Linked DNA regions of Homo sapiens: regions 2, 3, 4 and 5 are each linked to region 1. A link is a contact called in ENCODE Hi-C or POLR2A ChIA-PET data. All regions are on one chromosome and are shown on one strand. Each heading gives the region's core, a stretch centred on a gene start or an enhancer-like site at or near the end of the contact. The rest is flanking DNA. Distances are from core to core; before and after follow the strand shown. Region 1 holds the start of CCDC71L (coiled-coil domain containing 71 like). Region 2 overlaps ATXN7L1 (ataxin 7 like 1). Region 3 holds the start of BCAP29 (B cell receptor associated protein 29). Region 4 has its middle 41 kb from the start of SYPL1. Region 5 overlaps ATXN7L1 (ataxin 7 like 1).

Region 1 (3,931 bases), core at 546-3,045:
GTTTCAATGCATTTTTTTATTCAATTCAAAAGAATTTAACAAGTTAACTTTTCCTAAACAAAAGTTTTCATGTGTATTCTACCATTTTTAGGAGCTCAGTAAATATAAACATTGTTTCAATACAAAACCTTTAAAAATACCTTGAAAATGTTTAAACAGTTGTATTTTGCATGTCTTTGTTTGTAATCACTGAGCCCATACAAATCCTTGCACTACTAACAGTCACAAGCTTGAACCTCTTAAAAAATATCCTCGATCAAAGCTTTGGAATCCAGTAAAAATTAGGAAACGAGTGGGCTTCAGAATACCCTGAGCACAAACTAGTGCAACACCACATGTTCGAACTTCTGTCCACAAAGAGGGGTGACAGTGAAATAGAAAAAGGGGGAGATAAAGAACAAGTAAATTCTGGCTTTATTACACAAGCACGAAACCAAATTCCTTTGGAAAAATAATGTCTTCGGAGGACTTCCAGACCAGTGAGGTAGAGTCCAACAGTGAGAAAACGGATCTGCCCCTAAGGTCCTGGAGACGTCTCAATCGGTGGTCAGGAAGAAAGGGACCTCCCCTGCGGGTCCAGCTGTCCCCTCCCTCCGCAGGCCGGGTACGGGAGGCAGCAGAGGGCACACCTGCCCCAGCGTCCAAGACGACCGCGCCGCGGCCCGGGACAGGGACAACCATCCGGCAACTTCTTCGCGCGTAAAGTGCATTGGGGGCCGGGGTCCTGGCCGGATCTGTAAACACTCGACTGACACTTGTTCATTCCTCCGGGCGGAAGGCCTGTCCCAAGGTCGGGGCCGGCAGGAGGCGCCCTGGAGGCCGCACCTCATGCCCGGGGCACCGGGAAGCGGCGGAGCCTCACCATGGGTTCCAGGTTCACTCGCAGGACCTGGCGCGCCCTGCGCCGCGCTGCCGCCAGGCTGCGCTCGCCCCACACGTCGCTGCCGACGCGGATGGTGGGGAAGGTGGTCAGCGTCGGGGTGGCCGCCCTCCAGATCTCCTCCAAGGTGCGGCCCCCGAAGCAGGGCCCGGGGGCCACGGGCTTGGCCGGGCAGCTCTCCTCGGGGGGCGGCGGCGGTGGGGGTGGCGGCCGGGGCTTCCTCCTGCGGGCAGCGGCCGCCCGGGCTCCGCGGCGCCTCCTCCTGGCCGCTGCGCGCGGAACCGGCCGGCGCGCCTGGCCGCGGGCTGTAGGGGGCCCCGGGGGGTCGGGTACCAGGGCCCGGCAGGAGGAGTAGCCGTAGACGTCCTTGCTGCGCAGGATGTGCGGGGAGAACTGGTGCTTGAGGCTGCAGAGGAAGCTCCAGAGCTCCGCGTCCGAGCTCATGAACTCCGTGCTGCGGGGCATGAAGAGCTTGAAGGCGTCGCCCAGCGCCTTGGTGCTGTCAGCCAGCGACAGTTGCGACCGCGAGTACACCACCTTCTCCTCCCGCGCCTCCAACCCAGCCCCGTCTTCTGCCCTAAAGTCGCCGCCCCGGGCGGCCGTGGCCGGGGCGACCGGGCGCCGGCGCCGCCGCCTCTTCATACTGCGCCGCATCGAAGGCCGCTCCGGGCCACTCACGCTCGCCGGGTCCCACTACTGCCGCCGCCGTCCCAGTCCGCGTTGGCTCCGCGGCGGCGGCTGCTGCTGGCGTCTCTCGCTACTTTTCTCGCCTCCGCCGCCGCCCCTCCCCCTCCGAGGGCGGAGGACGCGGGCGAATATCCTGCTGCCCGGTACAAGATGGCGGCCGGCGCCCACCCCTGGGCTTTGTCATTGGACGGCGCCTCGCCCCCCTGGTTTCTCTTTCTTCTCCTCTCTTGCCTCTTTTCGCCGGCTGCCTTTCTTTAAATGTGCCCGCCTCAGGCCCCTCCCACCGCAGCCCCGACTCCACCCATTGGGTGCTCTCAGAAGAGGGGCGGGGACTGATGGGGGAGAGGCCAGTTCCTGGAAGATGGTGCTGGGGTGGGTGATGGCCTTTGAACGTAAGTCAACGGTTGGGTGGATCTAGGAGGGCTGCCACGTCTAGAGTAAGAGGGTGGATGTTGGCTACACCATGGGAAGAGTGACTCTTAGAGTGAGGGGGTGTGCAGTTGTGGATTGAGCTGGGAGCTCTACCAGTGTGGATAACAAAGGGAGATTTCCCTGAAGGATGTTCCTGGTATCATCACAGCTAGGGAATTTGGGTTTAAGTCTAGGGGAAATGGGCCTTTCGCAATTCCCATCCACCCTCTCAAAGGCCTCTTCTGGCATCTTCATTCAAAACTCTTCCCTGTCTTGACCCCAGCCCATCTCAAGAAGCCAGTAGTAATCCAGAATCATTCAGGTAATGTGCGTGGCTGGCAGCTGAGAGATTTTAGTCTCCCTCTGGACACTGGAGCCATCTTCATATTTAAGAGAGACCCTGCTTATCCAGAAAGCAAAACATGTCATACCCTATAAAACTAAATACTCTTTGCTCAAGTTGATCAAAGATCTATTACAATAAAGCCATTCTGTGAAAAGAAAATATAGTTTTAAATACACAGTTCTTTATGGATGCCAATTCGTTTTTCATTTAGTTTTAAAATGTCAAAGCCACCCCTATCATTTAGAAAGGATGCATCATCGCAGACAACAGATAAGGTTTCGTTGAAAAACACAAATTGTTCAAAACACATTACCTTTTGTATTGGGAGGAGAGTAGTGGACATCCTTTAGTCATCTTTTCTGTCCTCTATACCTAACTCAGTTCCTGTCAGGTAGTGGACACTCAATGTGTTTGCCGAATGAATCAATGAAATACCACCGATTATCCCAAATAGAGTCAGAAATGTTGAAACTGCTTAGAACAGGACAATTAGATATTTTATATTGCAATTTTCACAGAACTCCTTTAAATTTCTTAAGGTTAAAAGAAAAAATCTCCTGACACTTAGAACTTTGAGGTGGGCATGTGGATTTTACCCAGGAAACATCTTATTTTGCAGTAGTGAACAAATAAAGTATAGGAGTTTTGTGATTTACATGTAGTTGCTAATGGTTTCCTCAAATATTTGACCTGAAAGAGACCTAGTTCATTCTCCTTATTTAACAGGTGAGGAAATCTGTACCATAGAGGTTCAGTAACACAGCTGGCTGATAGCAGAACTGGGATTCTAAATCCTTCGATTTCTAATCTAGTGATCTTTGTATTTCACTGAAGGTTTTTCAAACTGTGCTGTCCAGACTCTAAGGAATTCAATAGAACATGCTTTATGCATAAGTAGAATGACGAAGGACAGAGCTGTACCCCTATTCCTACTTCCACCCCACCCAGAATTGAGCAGTTTTTCTCTGTCTTATAATAGATTTATGAATAATATTTTGTTTGTTCAGTTTCAATAAAACCTAAAATAAATAATTTGAAAGCTCTACACCAGAGATGTCAAATTCTTGAAAGCTCTCACCACACAATGAGTTTATGGCAAAAATAAAACTCCACACAATGGGCTTATGGCAAAAATAAAACATCTAACCAGGAACCAGCTCTCTAGCAAAATCATGGTAACTTTCTGAATAGAAAATCATTTTCCTAGAAAAGCACACTCTGATCTCAGAACAAGATTACAGAGCCAAATACCAGCTTCCTAAATCCTTATAAAGGAATGATATAGCAACAACTCTTTACATCACAATTTGCTCTTTCCGTAATTCTGAGACACATAGTAAAGTGAAATTTGAATAATTTCCATTGGAATACCCAAAATCTAGAGTGAGCCATGAGAAAGTTAGGGGGGCTTCATAATGAAAAGCAAGGATAAAACAAGGATTAAAGTAGACCTGGCTTTTCATATTGGAATCCCCTCCCTTCCTTGATAATCATCATTTTATAAATTCTTCAGGGTCTTTACCACATAAATATATTCCAGACATTTACATAAATGTATAGAACTTATTTCAATTAAGAAGATAAACCTTTTTTAAACACAATTTTGG
Region 2 (3,856 bases), core at 826-3,325, 970 kb before region 1:
TGGACAGAACCACTCCCCTGGGGCCAAGAGAGAAGGAGTGGGCTCACAAATGCTCACTGCTGCTAAGGTGCCCAGCTGCCCCGGATCAATTAAGTTTAAACAGCAGCTATGTCACTGGGGCTGGGGTGGAGGGAAGAATCAAAGTGAGGAAGGAGGGTGTTTCTAAGATATTGGCAGGCCAATGTCTGGAGGGCCTGGGAGGGGCAACGTGCTCTAGGAGACAGAGCTGAAAGGCCTTTACTTTCCCAAGGATGGCAGGGTGGGAGGGTTTAGCTCATTCAAATGCAAAAGCCTTTCAGTATTTACTGCCACTCCTCCCAGCTCCAACATAAAGGCCTATAGGTTCTCTTCACATCTTTCCATTCACTTGGGCTGTGGGGGTGATTGACACAGCTGGGGGCAGCCCCCATAATCATTCCTAGCTGAGATGCATACAAACCAACACACACCTCAAGCTTGACACCTTACGAAGGTGGGCCGAAAGTCCTCCCGGTCCCAACCAGACATACGGAGGAGGCACGGGGAAGTGGAACAGAGGCCCCACACACAGGGGCAGATTTGAATCAAATTAGAACAAAGAGTCCCTTAGCATCGTGTCATAGCCAGTTAGCCCAGAGCAAATGGGGGCATGAGGAGGCGAAGGTCCGATGGATCATGTCCGAGCCCGAGTTTTAGCTTCTCAGCTCCCCTGTATGAGCCAGGCCCCAAAGCCAGGCTTTTCCTACTAGGACCAAAGGGCTGGACTTGGCCCCCACCAGCTCAGTGGGGCCAGTGTGAGAAAGCACAGGACAGACTCTAAACGTCAAAGGCCTAAAGCAAGGAAGCCTCATCATTATTCTCTGCAAGGTTAAAGGAGACAGGGCACTTCTTTTTTTATTTTTGAGACGGAGTTTCGCTCTTGTTGCCCAGGCTGGAGTGCAATGGCGCGCTCTCGGCTCACAGCAACCTCCGCCTCCTGGGTTCAAACAATTCTCCTGCCTCAGCCTCCCGAGTAGCTGGGATTACAGGCATGTGCCACCATGCCCAGCTAATTTTTGTATTTTTCGTAGAGACGGGGTTTCTCCATGTTGGTCAGGCTGGTCTCGAACTCCCGACCTCAGGTGATCCGCCCGCCTCAGCCTCCCAAAGTGCTGGGATTACAGGCATGAGCCACCGCGCCCAGCAAAAAAAAGCATTCATATGAATGAGAGAAACATGGAGGAGAAAAGAAAGCCTCTCTTGGCAGCACTCAGCAGTTAGAACTATGTCAAGCCTCATCCTAATGGTCACATTTACCACCTTGGAAATTTCCGTTTTCACTGTCCGTTCTCATTCATGTGATGCTGGGGGTGGGGTTGGACCCATCTGTGTGGGACTCAAGGTCTTGGATCTAAGCAGACCCGCTCCTCAGAAGGCCTTCCGTGAGGCCTAAATGATGTTTGTCGTCTTCTCCTTCTTTTGCGATTTGTTTAGTTTAAAATATTTAACCCGAGGCACAATGAAGTGTCTCATTTACAAGGTTCTCCCGGACCATTAGACTGGGACTCCACATTCATTATGCTGATGAACGCGCTACTTACTCATGCAAATTCCAAGAGCGGCAGACTCAGAGATGGGAGGTGCTCAAGGTACGATATCAAGGGCTGATTTAATTACACAGCCATTCAGTGGGACAAGCACGGCAATTTTTAGCCAACTGTTCTAGTAAATATTACGGGAAACCCTTTTATAGAGTGCTAATTCCGGCTTAGTGTTTTCGCTAAGCTTTAGTTCTTACTCAAACATGCACACGGGCCCCCAAAGATGCTACCACCAGGCCAGAAAATCACACAGATAAAGCATGAGCCCATATGCCATCTTGCAGTCAATCATCCTTTTAAAAATGTTATAAATGTCTGCATATCACTGTCATTTAGGTGGGGACAAACTAAGGTCCAGTAACTTCCCTGTGTCTGTTCTTCCTCCGTCCCCCTCCCCCGTGACTCTGAGTCCTGCAGACCAGCCCTTGGGCATGTTTTGGGTCACCAAATGCCACTGCTCCCAGGAGTTTGACAAAACAACCGCTGTAAACTCATTTCAGACGTTTGAAACAATACCCAATCACTGCATCCACCCTCGAGGAGCGCCCCAGAGGAAATGGCATCATTACTTTCATTTTACTCCGTTTGTGAACGACTAAAGGAAAACAACACGTCCTAGGACTCTCGGGAACGTTATTAAGTGACCCCTAAGAAATTAATCATCAAGAGCTAAAATAACCCTCTGCTGCACATACACCGCCGTTTCTCTAAGTGGAGAAACAAATTTCACTTTCCACAGTTGGAACAGAAACTCTTATGCATCCCCGTTTCTTCAAAAAAAAGTCTATAAATAACCTAGGATCAGCAAAATTATGCAAAACATCCTGCTAGAAGAAGAAATGTAAACTAAAACCACTTACAGAGAGACTCAGGCTGCCAACTTAATCTGATGCTACGACGACTGTAAACATGTTGTACTTTTGGAACCTGAAGCGATCCACATTAGCACGGATGTCAGTAAAAAAAAAAAAAAGAAAAAAAAAAAGAGAGAGAGAGAGAAAGAAAAAGGAGGGAAAAAAATCGCAACGACTAAACAACAACAAAAGCCCAGCCCCAAACAGAGCAACGTGATACGGTATTCTGCACGGTGCACAGCCCGACGGCTGACCAGCTGCAGTCAATACCAGCTATCCGCGCTTGCACACGCCAACTGTTTTGACTACACGCACTTGTTAAACACGGAGTTTCAGGTCCTACCAGTTGGACACCAGAAGTTCATAGAACTGACCCAGTGCCAAGAACAACAAGCACAGAAAGCGAACCGGCTGCCTCGTGCGGGTGTTTTTGTTAACTGTTTATGCAAGCCCCAAAGCAATTGGGTAACAATTACGAATAAAAAAGAACTTAAATTACAAAAGCAAAAGATTACCACCTTGAAGGAAATGTAGATATTGGCAGCTGAAGGACAGACGTCATGCTACTTTATTGGTGGGGTGGGTGGGTAGTTTTCAGAGAGAACTGGTTGGGGGAGGGGGAGGTGTCACATGACACACTGCGGTTATTAGCAGAAGGAACTGGGTGCTTCCTCGAAGCATCTTTTAGAGATTGACTTAGATTTTGCAAATGTGGAGGCTTTGCTGCACATGTGGGGGTGATGGCAGGAGCACTAGAATTTGTCAGTTGGTAAATCCCATAGGAGAAGAAAGGGACATGCTGGATGAATTTCTTTCTTTCCTTCCTTCCTTCCTTCCTTCCTTCCTTCCTTCCTTCCTTCCTTCCTTCCTTCCTCCCTCCCTCCCTCCCTCCCTTCCTTCCTTCTTTTTTTGAGATGGAGTCTGGCTCTGTCACCCAGGCTGGAGTGCAATGGCGCTATCTTGGCTCACTGCAACCTCTGCCTCCTGGGTTCAAGCAATTCTCCTGCCACAGCCTCCTAAGTAGCTGGGATTACAGGCATGCACCACTACGCCTGGCTAGTTTTTGTATTTTTGGTAGAGATGGAGTTTTGCCATGTTGGCCAGGCTGGTCTCGAACTCCTGACCTCAAGCGATCAACCCGTCTCAGCCTCCCAGAGTGCTGGGATTACAGGTATGAGCCACCGCACCCAGCTCTTTCTTTTTTAGAGACCTTTTGCTCTGCCACCCAGGCTGAAGTGCAGTGGTGCCATCAGAGCTCACTGCATCCTTGAATTCCTGGGCTCAAGCGATCCTCCCGATTCAGCCTCCTAAGGAGCCGCACCACTGCCCTTGGCTAATTTTTAAATCTTTTGTAGACACGGAGTCTTGCCACCAGGCTGGTCTCAAACTCCTGGCCTCAAGCGATCCTCCTGCTTTGGCCTTCCAAAGCACTGGGATTACAAG
Region 3 (4,018 bases), core at 1,243-3,742, 920 kb after region 1:
TACACAGTTTAAAGAAAACTCCCAGTGGTTCAAACATCCTGATCATCCTAGGCAAACATTGACAAATACTGCTCTGAATCCTGTTCTATAGATATTGGGGGGATGGGTAGAGTGGGAATTTTTTCCTAATCATGTTTTTAACATTTTAAAATAAAATTTAATACTAAGAAATTATGGCTTATAGTATCTATAAATTAACAAGAAGTATGCAGGTGCAAAAAAGTGGTGGAACAAATACCAACATCCATCCAAAATGAAAAAGAACAGGAAATTCTGAATAGAATTGCACTCAGAACTTATATTAAAAATTCCATTTGGTTAATGACATTAAATTTGGTACATTTCAAAACTTCTAGGTCCTCCAAAGATTGAAAGCTTAATAATCTCCTACCTAAAAAGATAAAATTAATTGCAATCTACCATATCTTAAGTATAGGAAATTTGGTGTCCAACCTGGAGATGATTATATATTTGAAATATTTCCTAGAGAATAGTAACCAGGTTTTGTTTTTAACTTTAAAACCTAATTACTTTTGTGCCTCTCAGCCGTTGATTGTAACTTTAAAGTCCCATGGTTTTGGAGTGTTATTAATAGATTTTGTTATCGGTGGGCATGCACTGCAAGAATTAAGTATCTCAGACTGAAATAAAACCGTTCATAATTAAAGTATTATTTTGTTTTGCCAACATGAAAACTGTTATAAGGAAACAATTATGTAAAACTGTTTAATTCACGTTTGGGAATATTGAATGAATCCATTTTAACATAAGCACTGTGGTGCCATCTTTTTTCTCAGTACATTCTGTTTTCACTTTTCAGTTAATGCATTTTTTTTTTTAAAGATAACTCGCTGTTTCATTTTCTATGAATACTGTACAAAATAGGGAGGTATGGTCAGAACTCTGAATTGAATTACCCTAGTGTTGTGAGCACAGCATCATCACTAGAGTAATGTGCTCGGTGTTTGGAAGGAACCAGCGTGGATGGGCAAGAAGTTCTAACACTTTTGATTAAAAGTAACTTCCTGGCCGGGCGCGGTGGCTCACGCCTGTGATCCCAGCACTTTGGGAGGCCAAGACGGGCAGATCACGAGGTCAGGAGATCAAGACCATCCTGGATAACACGGTGAAACCCCGTCTCTACTAAAAATACAAAAATTAGCTGGGCGTGGTGGCGGGCGCCTATAGTCCCAGCTACTCAGGAGGCTGAGGCAGGAGAATGGTGTGAACCTGGGAGGTGGAGCTTGCAGTGAGCTGAGATTGCGCCACTGCACTCCTGCCTGGGCAACAGAGCAAGACTCTGTCTCAAAAAAAAAAAAAAAAAAGTAACTTCCTGGCTAGGCGCGGTGGCTCACACCTGTAATCCCAACAGTTTGGGAGGCCAAGGCAGGCAGATCACTTGAGTCCAGGAGTTCGAGACCAGCCTGGCCAACATGGTGAAACCCTGTCTCTGCTAAAAATACAACAATTAGCTAGGCATGGTGGCAGGCGCCTGTAATCCCAGCCACTCTGGAGACTGGGGCCAGAGAATCACTTGAACCTGGGAGGCAGAGGCTACAGTGAGCCGAGATCGCACCACCACAATCCAGCCTGGGCGACATTGGGAGACTCCATCTCAAAAAAAAAAAAAAAATCTTCCTTATGGTTAATTTATGTTCAAAGTCTATTTTTCTATTTTTTCTGTTACATGTGATCCAGAATATTAGTGATAAATTAAGAAAAAGCACCAACTTAAATGTGTTTTTGAATGTTTTATATTCTATAATTATCAATTTTCAACATTTATTTACTATTCCCCAAATAATTGTTACCAGGATAGTACTTTTATTAAATTCCTGATACGTTGTCAATATTGAAAAAACTCAACAACTTAAATGTACACGCACAGTTTGAAAAGCTGGAAAATAGTGAAAGAATATCCCCATACCCACCTTTCGTACCAGTCCCCAAACATCACGGTAAAGTTTACTGTCTCTTCCCAGCCCATGGACGGGAACGGGAACGCCTACGGAATATGTTGTGACATACAGTTGATCCTAGGTTCTCCAGAACAAAATGCTGCACGACCACCTCATCCTGGCCCTTTATTAAATATAGCTTAATTCTGGACACAAACAGTTCCCACCATGAAGAGAGAGTAGGTGACCGGAAAGGAGTGCGTCTTAAGCGCGTTCGCTGAATTTGCACCACCCAATCCAGCCCCGCCGCCCGGCGCCGCTCCTTAGACCTGGACCCCGGCACCCTCCCGCCGGGGCCGCACTTAGCAGTGGAAAGTCTGTCCTCCTGAAGAAGTTGCGCTCCGACCTCCAAGCATCAGGTCAAAAGTCTAACTCATTCTCTGACCTGCCGCCAATTAGAAAACAACTGTTGCCAATAAACGTGGTCGCGCCGCCTGTGACCTCAGCCGGGACGGACCCGCGGGCGGGAGCCTGCGGGGCGTGAGGCGGGGTGGGGCCCTGGCTCCCCTCCCCCGCCCAGCCGCGGCGTCTGACGTCCCGCGCGTCGGCGGCCGCGGAGCAGCGCAGGGAGCCAGGCGGGCTGCCGGCGGGTAAGGGCTTCTGCGACCCGGGGACCCGTGGGGCGTAGGCCGCGGAGGGAGAGCGCCGCTGCCTGGTCTGGAGAACCCCGCGGAGCTGGCCTGGCCCGACCCGGCCCGGCCCGGTCCGCGGCGCGGTGGTCGAGGGCCCGCGGCGCCTTCTGGGAGCGGGAGGGCCGGGAAGCCGGGCGTTGGTGGAGGGAGGCGTTGGGCTTCTGTCGCCGCGAAGCTGGCGGAAAAGGCAGTGGCCAGCGAGCCGCCTCGCCAGTTCCCACGACTCCCAGGGAGGTGGCGACACCCGCTTCCCGGGCCACCCTTTTCCCCTTCCTGACCGGGGTCCGTGCTTGCCTTCCCAGGTGGGGGAAGGTGGAACACTGTCCATCCCCTGGACAAAAACGCTGCGCCTCGGGGCCTTGAACCCGGTTTTGTTTGAAAGGAAGCAAGAGAAAATAAGTGTTTTTCCATTTAGGTGTGAAGAAAAAAATGACACTCCAATGGGCTGCAGTGGCAACCTTTCTTTATGCCGAAATAGGACTCATTTTAATCTTCTGCCTACCTTTTATTCCTCCTCAGAGGTAGGAAACCTTCAAATCGTTAACTAATAAATATTGGATCGCTCTTAATGTAAAATGGAAAAAGTTTTCTGAACATTAAAAAGTTTCGAAAGTCTTTGAAAATAAACTCACCTAACGAATTAGGTAGTATATAATGACAATATTAAAATAACATTTTATATAAAACTCTGTTACGTGTACAAGTGAAATAACTTTTTCTTCCCTTCTAAAAGAAAAGGCGCCTATACTTTTGATTCTGTTGATTACAGATATAATAAAGCAACGATTATACTTTTAACACCTGCCCTGCCTTGTCTCAGGTTTTACCTTTGTTTTATTGCCCTGAATTGGAGCCATGAACTAAATAAATATAAGTGGATAAATCATGTTTACAGTACAGCATGGGTGTAAAAGTGTTTCACTGAGGCACTGGAACAGCAATTTAGAAACCAAAGCCAATAAATTATTCTTAGTTTTCGCCTTTGTAACCGTTAGTTTCATTAATGACAATTTTACTACTTTTGATTTCACATAAAATTAATGAATGTATATTAAAAGTGCTGAATGTGAAAAGTATCACAACCATGTATTAGCATTAGTTCGTTAGTGACGGAACTTCTAAGGTCTTGAAGAACCAAGTACAGTGTTTCAAGCCAAGCAGTGGTTCATTTTACCCTTGCAGTAATCTACTTTTTAGTCGTTTAATTTTAGATCCAGAAATTTGATAGTATGAATGGGGAAATACACATGTAATAAAAATATTGCAAGATATTTGTTCATACTCCTGGCATAAAAGAAAGTATTTCATAAGTGAGATCCTAGAGATAACCCACTAAAGTGTATTAAAATCCCAGGACTGGGAGAAACTTCTTAAAGTTTCACCTTAGCTCAGGGTCCAGATAGTCTTTCACAACTCCTAACTTGCTCC
Region 4 (4,415 bases), core at 876-3,375, 590 kb before region 1:
AAAAGACACTTAGAATTGACTGCAACATTTACAGAGTTTTGGTGTCAGCAGAGGCCTTAGTATTAGGTGATGGAAGCCCGCCACTGTAAGGTTCCCGCCCTTGAGAATCTGCTCAGGACCAGCTGGTGAGATGGACGTGTCAGCAGATAAATTGCAAGGCTGTGCTCTCAAGCTCTAGTGCACAAAGGACTATGGGAGCCCATAGAATGGGTAGGAGGAGGCCATTCAAGCTAAATCTTGACAGATGGGCAGGAATTCATCAGAAAGACTTAAATATTGGTCTTGAAAATAGCACTGCATACAAGAAAAAAACACATGCATTTATGAGGCAAGAGTCCCTGAAGTTTCACATTTACACAAAATGATGTGTGTCTTTTGGTGGGGGAAGCGGATGTGAAATTCCCTACAGATAAGCCCAGGCTAGCTGACCAGATGAGGTGAGATTTCTTTCAGGTACTGCCTAAGCAATCAATGGCCAGAGAGGGCTGCGGGGCTGGGCTGCTGGGCTGCGAGGCTGCTGGGTGCTGAGGGAGCAGGGGGAATGTTCCCTGGGGTGTGGCTGGCCATGGTGCTCGCCATCCTGGAACAAATCAACTGAGGCGCAAATCTGCAGCACCTTTGCCACAGCCAGAATCCACGGTGGTTCCTCCGTGAGCACATGCCCTGAATTCCACCTGGCCTGTGCGTCATGCTCAGTTGGCAGGATATCAGAACCAATGCTGCCAACACCAGACTCTCCACGTGCGGAGCAATTTATGAAACCCTGGGGCCAGCAATGGCCACCTTTGCATCCTGGAGTTAGGATGACCCTGACACATCCCAGCCCCAGCATACACCACCGCGCTGCCCTGAGGCTGGGCTCTACCTTTTGAGAGCTACTGAGCTCTGCAGAGATGTGGGTGAAGGGAGCCACAGACATATCAGTCTGGCAGGGGCTTAGAGTCACTGCTCTAACTGCCTATCTGGCAGGTGAAGAAACAGAGGCCAGGGCAGGCAAGCCCTGACCAGGGCAGTGTACCTGCTTGGTAGACGAGTTCTCTCCTTCCCCCAGTGCAGTGCCTACTGTCTCTCTTTAGCTGTGCCTAGCTGGGTTGGGGTCTTTTCTCTGGGCTTCCCTAACCACTCCTGCTGACCCCTATCTGAGCTCCAACTTCTCCCTGGAAACCACGCATTAACCTATTACCTCCTCGCTACACTGTGAGTTCCTGAGAGGGGCTTGCGTCTTTCTCATCTGGCAGTTGGCCAGAGCCCCATAAGTACACTCAAGTTGAATGAGCGATTAAATGGGTGACTGCAACAAGCCTGGGCAGGAATGGGTAGTGCTCTTTTTGGTCATGGCTTCTTAAACACAAACAAGGTGGGCTTCATTGGGCCTTATTTCAGAAAAAAATATTCGTCTTATTATAAAAAGTAATGTTTGGCCAGGCACAGTGGCTCAAACCTATAGTTTCAGCACTTTGGGCGGCCAAGGTGGGAAGATTGCTTGGGCCCAGGAGTTTGAGACCAGCCTGGGCAACATAGTGAGACCCTGTCTCTTAAAAAAAAAAAAAAGTTAGCTATGGTGTTGCATGCTTGTGGTCCCAGCTACTTGGGAGGCTAAAGCAGGAGGATCACTGGAGCCCAGGAGTTGGAGGCTGTAGTGAACCATGACTGTGCCACTGCACTCCAGCCTGGGCGACAGAGAAGACCCTGTCTCAAAAAACAAGTAAGTAAAGCAAAATAAAAAGTAATGTTTGACTTGAACTTACAAGTTAAAGAACTGATGAGTCGATTGTGCTGTTTTGATTCTGTGGCTCCTGTCATCCGTCTCACTCTACCTCCCAGCGACACAGTCCTGTCCTCCTAGATACATGTACCCTAGCTTGAGAAGTGGGACTGCGGGAAGCTGGGCCAACCAGGTGGCTTATTCACTGTCTGCTGGGGCAGGAGGCAGGGCAGGGGCAGGAGGGAGGCAACCCCAGCCTGTGCCCGGCTTCCCCGAGGCGTGTGCCTTGTGCGGCTGCTGAAGGAGTGACTCCTGAGGAAACCAGCTTTTCCAGGGAGGCAAGGGATGGGAGAAGAGGGTGGAGAAGGAAGTGGTCACACCACTTGCCTTCTGCCAATACTGTCCCTTTCTTACGCGTTAACCTTCCACTCTGAGCTATGACACTTTCAGTACTAGTGTGGTAAGTTCTACAGGAAACAGGAAACATGGTTTAACAGACATCCCTTTAAGCTTTAAGTGTAGCCCAGGCCCTGTTCTAGCTAGAATGAAGTTTTGCATAATGAATAGATACCAGATTCCCCTGAAGGGCTCTTGCCCCAGAGACTCTCAGTGGCCCACGTTCACAGGTACTTGCAGGCATGCATATATGCTTCTCACCTCTTAGGAAATGGCCTTTGCAGGCATGAAAAAACAAATACCTCAAGTTCCCTTCCTGAGCCTCTTAGGCAACATGAAAAAACTACATACCAATCCCGAGAATGGAAGCTGGTTTGGAGTTTCACCTCACAAAAAGCTGGCCCCACCATGCTCACCCAAATGGCAGATTTATGAAGGTTCTGTTTGACAAGAGCAAAGGATCCACTTTGAGCAGCTCTGGGCCTATGGAAGGCAAGGTGTTCATGTTTAAGCACAAAGGTAAACAGAGCATAGCAGCAGGTTACAGAGATCATTTATTTTCCCGCTGATGACAGACATGAGCTCTGGCCCAGGGCCCAAACTTCTTATCCTTGAAAAACACATTTTACAGATTGCCGGCAGAGACAGCCAACCCAGATTAAGCTGCCAGACCTAACTATTTTAGATCTTCCTCCTACTCCTCTGGAAAAAAAAAATATAAGATAACGATTTTTGTCCCTGAAAAACAATGAGAGGAACTAAAGGAAAGCCCGGGCTCTATTCTTAGGGGTCTGCTGCCCTCCAGAAAGCCCAGCGTACAACTTCAGGCAGGCCCATGACACGCCAAGTGTTTGCATTTTGGAAGAATCCTAATAGAATTCCTTCAAGTGGCAGATTCCTGAGGACATTTCAGGATTTATTTACAGATCGTTAACTTACTTGTCACAGAAACCGAAGGGCAGGGAAATTTTGAGCTGACATTTTGGAATGCCACCCTCAAAGGGTGATCAACCAGAAATAAAGATAAAGTGCCTTTGAAATGATAAATATGAAGTAATGGGGACAAGGATTTGTTTCATAGGCACCGTTTCAGAAAAACATCTCTAATGTAAAGTGAAGCCCAGAAGTATATTTTACCTGCTCTTCACTGACTATGTAATTAATGTTTCAGTGACTGACAATTCTCACTTATCACCATAAATTTTTTTCTAGAAATTGCCACATAAATTGGAGCATCATAAAACAGGTTTCTGCAAACTGGTTTGTATGTTTTTTATCATAATAATGAGGTTATAGCCGGGTGCATTGGCTCACGCCTGTAATCCCAGCACTTTGGGAAGCTGAGGTGGGTGGATCACCTGATGTTAGGAGTTTGAGACCAGCCTGGCTAACATGGTGAAACCCTGTCTCTACTGAAAATACAAAAATTAGCCAGGCGTGGTGGCTTGCGCCTGTAATCCCAGCTACTTAGGAGGCGGAGGCAGGAGAATTGCTTGAATCCAGGAGGCAGAGGTTGCAGTGAGCTAAGATCTTGCCATTGCACTCCAGCCTAGGCAACAAGACTGAAACTTCCTCTCAAAACAAACAAACAAACAAACAAACAAATAATGAAGTTATAAATTTGGACTTACATTCTGGGTTAGGGACTTGACATCAAGCACATCAGATATGATTTGATAATTTCTGTCAGGAATGCAATAATAAAATAGCTCTAAACTCCGTGGTCATTATAAATAGTAAACTCATGCTCCAAGCACTATAAAATGGGCATGGGCGCACTGTCTGCATCCCACTGGTTTCCTGTTACCCCACCTGCTGCCTCTTGCTTGACCATGGGCTGTTGATGGAAACTGAGGACTAAACTTATAAGGCCCACCAAGCTTATCTTGCCTTGCTTGCTTTTAGCCGCTTGCTTCTAGCTGATTTTAAAATCCATATAGCTAAATAATATATATCTGCCAGTAGCTTCCTTATAGTTAACAACTCTAAGGCATTGCTCACCATGGTAACAGTTGTTTTTCAGGAAGTGGGGGTCAGTCCTTGTCCACTTCAAACCAGCTGAGACCACCAGCCCTTCAACTGGACCTGTGTGAATGTCCAGTTGATATGGACAGGAGACAGGGAAATACTGGGTAGAAGAGGGTGGTTCCCTGGCAAAGGCCCCACCCTAAAGCCTGGAAACCTGCAGCCTGGAATGAGAACAAGCATTCCTGTTTTCATGCCCAAATGTTGCCTTTTGGTCTGGAACGCCCCCTATCCTGTAGTCATATAAACCCTAAGCCCCAGGCTCTACAAGCAGATGAGCAGACAAACA
Region 5 (4,075 bases), core at 183-2,682, 990 kb before region 1:
CTGAAGATAAAATCCATCAGGTTCTCAGGCAATCCCATTTCAGTAAAAATTCAGTGTTCCCTTCCCCATACGCTTATTCATGGAGATATTTTCATACTTGCAGCATCAGTGTCCTGTATTTAAAACCTTAGCACAGATGCCTCATGAATGGCTGAGCCGGCTGCAAATACTCAAGGTGGCTCCCTGCACCATTTTTAGAAAGAACTTGTTGAGAATTTTCCAATATGGCTTTTAAGGGACTAACCCCCTCCCAATAGACTTTGAGCACCACAGTCGCTTGTGGCCTGCCATGGTTGTGTAAGCACACTTGGGCTTAGGCCAGCACCTGGCTTACTCACTTGACAGCATGGAGTCTCCTTCAGCCCCCACTTTTGAGGGCAGGTGCTTGGCAAGTCATTAGCCGGTTTCTATCTTATCAGTGGGTTCAATCTGCTTTTGTAGCTGCAGTCAGGATGCTGCCTATAAACACCCTGATTTCCAAGGGGCCTTCTTCCAAAAGTAAACTGGAGTTGGAGAGAGAGGCAGGGCTGGCACCTTGGCACTGGGAGCCGTGCCAGGAGCCAGGCCAGCTGTACTTACAGCCGCTTGGTGAGGTAACGATTCCCCCCAGCTGTGGAAATGGAGACAGACTGCATTTGAGAAACTTGCCCAAAGTCATAAGACTATTAAGTGGAGGAGCTTGGGCTAGAACCTGGGCCTGTTGTCTCATTTGTCACCATCGTAGTTAGATACTAAACTTACTGCCATGGTGTAAGGGGGGATATTGAATCAGCCTTGCTCAGCAGAGGAGGAAATGAAGACACAGGAAAGTCAGGTGATAGGACAGGCTGCGAATGCAGGCAGAGCTGTGCCAAGCAGTTTCCATGCCAGGAGTGCTTGTGAGCTTTTCTGGAGTGCCCATTCCCTTCTCAGACTGCAGTACCTCTTTAAAAGATGGCAGGGCTGAGGAGCCGAGGAGGCGTTCCTTAAGCAAAGGTTATGCTAGGTCTTCTTTACCCCTCTTCACCTCCTACCCACTGCTGGGCAACATGACCTATCTTGGGCACTAAGTTCTTTTGACAAATATGAGTGTGGGCCTGTGGTCTACACTGTTCACACCAACACCAGCTCAGTTCCCAAATCCCTAGGCTCTGGGATGGTTTCTTCGTCATCTGGTCACCCCATGCACATTCATTCAGTTAGGAGGGAAAGCAGGCTTTCTTGAGTACCTACTATATATCAGGCACTGTGTAAGCTGCTTTTCACTCACCAGCTCATCTACCCAATAACCCTACCATGTGGTATGATACCGTTAGTTGCCTTGTTATAGATGGGGAAATTACTATTATTTTTTTTTCTTCTTAGATATCAGATGGGGGAAATTAAAGCTTAGCAAGATTGTGAAACAAGACCAAGGTCACGCAGACCTCAGCAGCTGGCAGGAAAGCCCAGGCTTGCCTGGCCCCAGAGCCAATGCCCTTTCTACCATGCCACCCTGCCTGGGATGTTCCTTTCCCTCCACGCTTTAGAAATGCAACTGGGATGATTCTTACAAGGGCATTTCCCATTCCAGAGCTGCTGTGAAGTCATGTAACTTAGGATCCTTTTTAACTTTTCCCCTGTGGTGGCATTCCCCCTTCCTCCTCCTCTTCTATTTGTCATTTATACTAAGGTGCAAATTTCTGGCATCACCACTATTGGGCAGGATCTGGGGAGTCCCAGGGGCTTTCCAGGGCCCTGAAATACTTCCATCAGCCCCCAGGGATGCCCTCACAAGACACCTAGACTAGCTAAAAGGAAAAACTACAGAAATAGAATCTGTGGGGAGACAAGCACATGTACACCTTGCCAGCGGTACTTTCAAGGGATTACATTTTTCTGGAGAGCAACCTGGTGATAATAACAGGAACTAAAAAGCATCCATAGCCTTTCATCTGGTAATCTGGTAATGTAAGTTTGGAAAATAGGCCTCCAGGAAATATCCCAAAGGGAAAAAAAAAGTTCAAAGATATTCTCAGCACTGTTTACTACAGTTAAAAAAAAAAATACTACAAGCAACCTGAATAATCCATAATAAAGCAATTGGTAGGAGACAGGTAAGAGAGTTATCTCAACCTAAGAAAATGTATGCAAAATAGTACACTCACATTCACAAGGAAATTCAAAATGGCACAAATAGTATGTAGAGACTAATCACTACTTAAAGAAAAATATTTGAGGCTGGGTGCGGTGGTTCACTCCTGTAATCCCAGCACTTTGGGAGGCCGAGGTGGGTGGATCACTTGAGGTCAGGAGTTTGAGACCAGCCTGGCCAACATGGTGAAAGCCCGTCTCTACTAAAAACACAGAAAAATTAGCCAGGCGTGGTGGTGCATGCCTGTAATCCCCGCTACTCGGGAGGTTGAGGTGGGAGGATTGCTTGAACCTGGGAGGCAGAGGTTGCAGTGACCTGAGATCACGCCACTGCACTCTAGCCTGGTGACAGAATGAGACCCCATCTCAAAAAAAAGAAAAAAAAAAGCACTTGATAAATACATGATGATGAGGAAAAAAGAGAATGATATAAGATGCATTGCTTAATAGGCTCTGTCTTTTTTAAAACTGTTTAAGTTCATCCAAGAAGATAAAAACAGACAACAACAAAACACTAACATATCCTTAAGCAGAAAAGGTGGAAGAGAGAAAGTAGGTGCCAATACAAATGCAGGAAGGAGACAAAAATATGGGTTAAAATGAAAGCTATTTCATTCATTCATTCACTCTTTTTTTTTTTTTTTTCTTAGCATTTCCTTGGCACCTACCATGTGCCAGACACTGGGCTATGAGCCCTGGGTTATTACAGTGATGATACAATAGGTTGCTGTCACTGCTAGACCTTTGTCATCAGAGGGCTTCCTGTGCTCAGGGGACAGCACTCTCCAGATCCTGGCTCGCTGCCACAGTTGTCACTCTGAGTGGAGGAGAACGGACGCGGCCCTCAGAAGGCAAGCTGCTGCCCGAAGGACCTGAGTCTGCCGGACTCCACCTGGAGCCAGAACCACGATCCTCTTCATAACATGAGGCCTTTTATGGCTCTATCTGCTCCCCACTGTCTGGGCCCAGTGGTAGCAGAGGGGTTGACAAGGACTCCACATGCATGGCACTGAACTTCTCCATCAGAGTAGCCCCCTCCAAAACCACAAACACACACCGCACAAGTCACATGTGTTTAAACACAGGAGTCACCACAGCTTTGGTGAAAACTGGGGGCTACCAGCTTGCAGATAAGCTGTTGAATTCTACCTTAGGATGACACAGCTGATATCGCCCCCAGAGCACTGATGGGACAGGTATGGCAGACAGCTGGACCTGGGCACGGGGGAGCCACAGACCCCAGGATCTTGGGGAGAAGATCCATGAGCTGGGATTCCCCATATTTAAAATACCTGATAGAATGGCTGGGCATAGTGGCTCACACCTGTAATCCCGGCACTTTGGGAGGCCGAGGTGGGTGGACCACTTGAGGTCAGGAGTTCAAGACCAGCCTGGCCCACATGGGAAAACTCCGTCTCTACTAAAAATACAAAAATTAGCCAGGTGTGGTGGCATGTGTCTGTAATCCCAGCTACTCGGGAGGCCGAGGCAGGAGAATCGCTTGAACCTTGGAGATGGAGGTAGCAATGAACCGAGATTGCGACACTGCACTCCAGCCTGAGAGACAGAGTGAGACTCTGTCTCAAAAAAACAAAACAAAACAAAAAACCCCCCAAAACAAACCTGCACATGTACCCCTTGAATCTAAAAGCTGAAATTTTAAAATAAATACATAAAAATACCTGAACAGCTGGACCGAATCTTCCCAACGCTGTCTTGAGGCAGCATCAGTGACCTTTGCCCTGGTGCCTTGAGCTAAGGCCTCATGGCTTGCCAGGCCCCGTGGAGGGAGGATCCTGGCTGCAGGAGGCAGAGCAGGTGCCAGGCTGCACTTCCACATCAGAGAACACACAGTGCAGCAGCCACTTCTTTACTTTTGGACAGCAGGGCCAGGGCCCCCAAATCTGTGATTTTTTAAAAGGTCCTGAGGTGATTTTCATGCTCCATGAGCTTCGGGAGTCAC

The links. A loop is a pair of places that touch in the nucleus more often than their neighbours do. ChIA-PET counts read pairs that join two places held with the same protein, here RNA polymerase II (POLR2A). Pooled maps may share reads with other maps.
Region 2: a pooled map shows a loop between it and region 1 (4-fold over the local background). The contact joins the enhancer-like site here to the promoter of CCDC71L in region 1. A Hi-C loop is called at or near these places in 5 of 50 pooled maps.
Region 3: a map of ascending aorta shows a loop between it and region 1 (8-fold over the local background). The contact joins the promoter of BCAP29 here to the promoter of CCDC71L in region 1. A Hi-C loop is called at or near these places in 1 of 168 maps with a recorded cell type or tissue (ascending aorta) and 7 of 50 pooled maps. POLR2A ChIA-PET finds 5 or more read pairs at or near these places in 1 of 52 experiments (AG04449).
Region 4: a map of B cell shows a loop between it and region 1 (3-fold over the local background). The contact joins the enhancer-like site here to the promoter of CCDC71L in region 1. A Hi-C loop is called at or near these places in 1 of 168 maps with a recorded cell type or tissue (B cell), 5 of 37 single-sample maps with no recorded cell type and 12 of 50 pooled maps. POLR2A ChIA-PET finds 5 or more read pairs at or near these places in 1 of 52 experiments (activated T-cell).
Region 5: a loop to region 1 is called in a pooled map, with 3 times the contacts of the local background. The contact joins the enhancer-like site here to the promoter of CCDC71L in region 1. A Hi-C loop is called at or near these places in 5 of 50 pooled maps.

Annotation. Positions count from the first base shown.
Region 1 is chr7:106,659,363-106,663,293 of GRCh38, forward strand. It overlaps CCDC71L (coiled-coil domain containing 71 like), which reads right to left and starts at 1,796. Exons shown (of 1, transcript NM_175884.6): 1 at 1-1,796. The coding sequence starts at 1,534. The coding sequence ends at 827. RefSeq lists an enhancer at 570-619 and a silencer at 970-1,239.
Region 2 is chr7:105,689,141-105,692,996 of GRCh38, forward strand. The region is part of intron 3 of ATXN7L1 (ataxin 7 like 1); the gene reads right to left. Among named protein-coding and RNA genes, the nearest start is that of EFCAB10, 110 kb to the left of the region's middle. RefSeq lists enhancers at 1-109, 110-785, 786-1,461, 1,462-2,137, 2,138-2,813. Within about 2 kb of position 2,076, at least 33 of the 41 ENCODE cell types and tissues checked have a DNase peak (open chromatin) inside an H3K27ac peak, as active enhancers do.
Region 3 is chr7:107,577,754-107,581,771 of GRCh38, forward strand. It overlaps BCAP29 (B cell receptor associated protein 29), which reads left to right and starts at 2,493. Exons shown (of 8, transcript NM_018844.4): 1 at 2,493-2,548; 2 at 3,006-3,111. The coding sequence starts at 3,020. It overlaps DUS4L-BCAP29 (DUS4L-BCAP29 readthrough), which reads left to right. Exons shown (of 13, transcript NR_163941.2): 7 at 3,006-3,111. It overlaps DUS4L (dihydrouridine synthase 4 like), which reads left to right. Exons shown (of 8, transcript NM_181581.3): 8 at 1-770. RefSeq lists a silencer at 2,351-2,840 and an enhancer at 2,931-3,000.
Region 4 is chr7:106,069,551-106,073,965 of GRCh38, forward strand. No RefSeq gene overlaps it. Among named protein-coding and RNA genes, the nearest start is that of SYPL1, 41 kb to the right of the region's middle. RefSeq lists an enhancer at 2,533-2,827. Within about 2 kb of position 2,126, at least 28 of the 41 ENCODE cell types and tissues checked have a DNase peak (open chromatin) inside an H3K27ac peak, as active enhancers do; they include B cell, where a contact is called at or near this core.
Region 5 is chr7:105,673,144-105,677,218 of GRCh38, forward strand. All of the region lies in intron 3 of ATXN7L1 (ataxin 7 like 1), which reads right to left. Among named protein-coding and RNA genes, the nearest start is that of EFCAB10, 94 kb to the left of the region's middle. RefSeq lists enhancers at 2,766-3,266, 3,141-3,190. Within about 2 kb of position 1,433, at least 14 of the 41 ENCODE cell types and tissues checked have a DNase peak (open chromatin) inside an H3K27ac peak, as active enhancers do.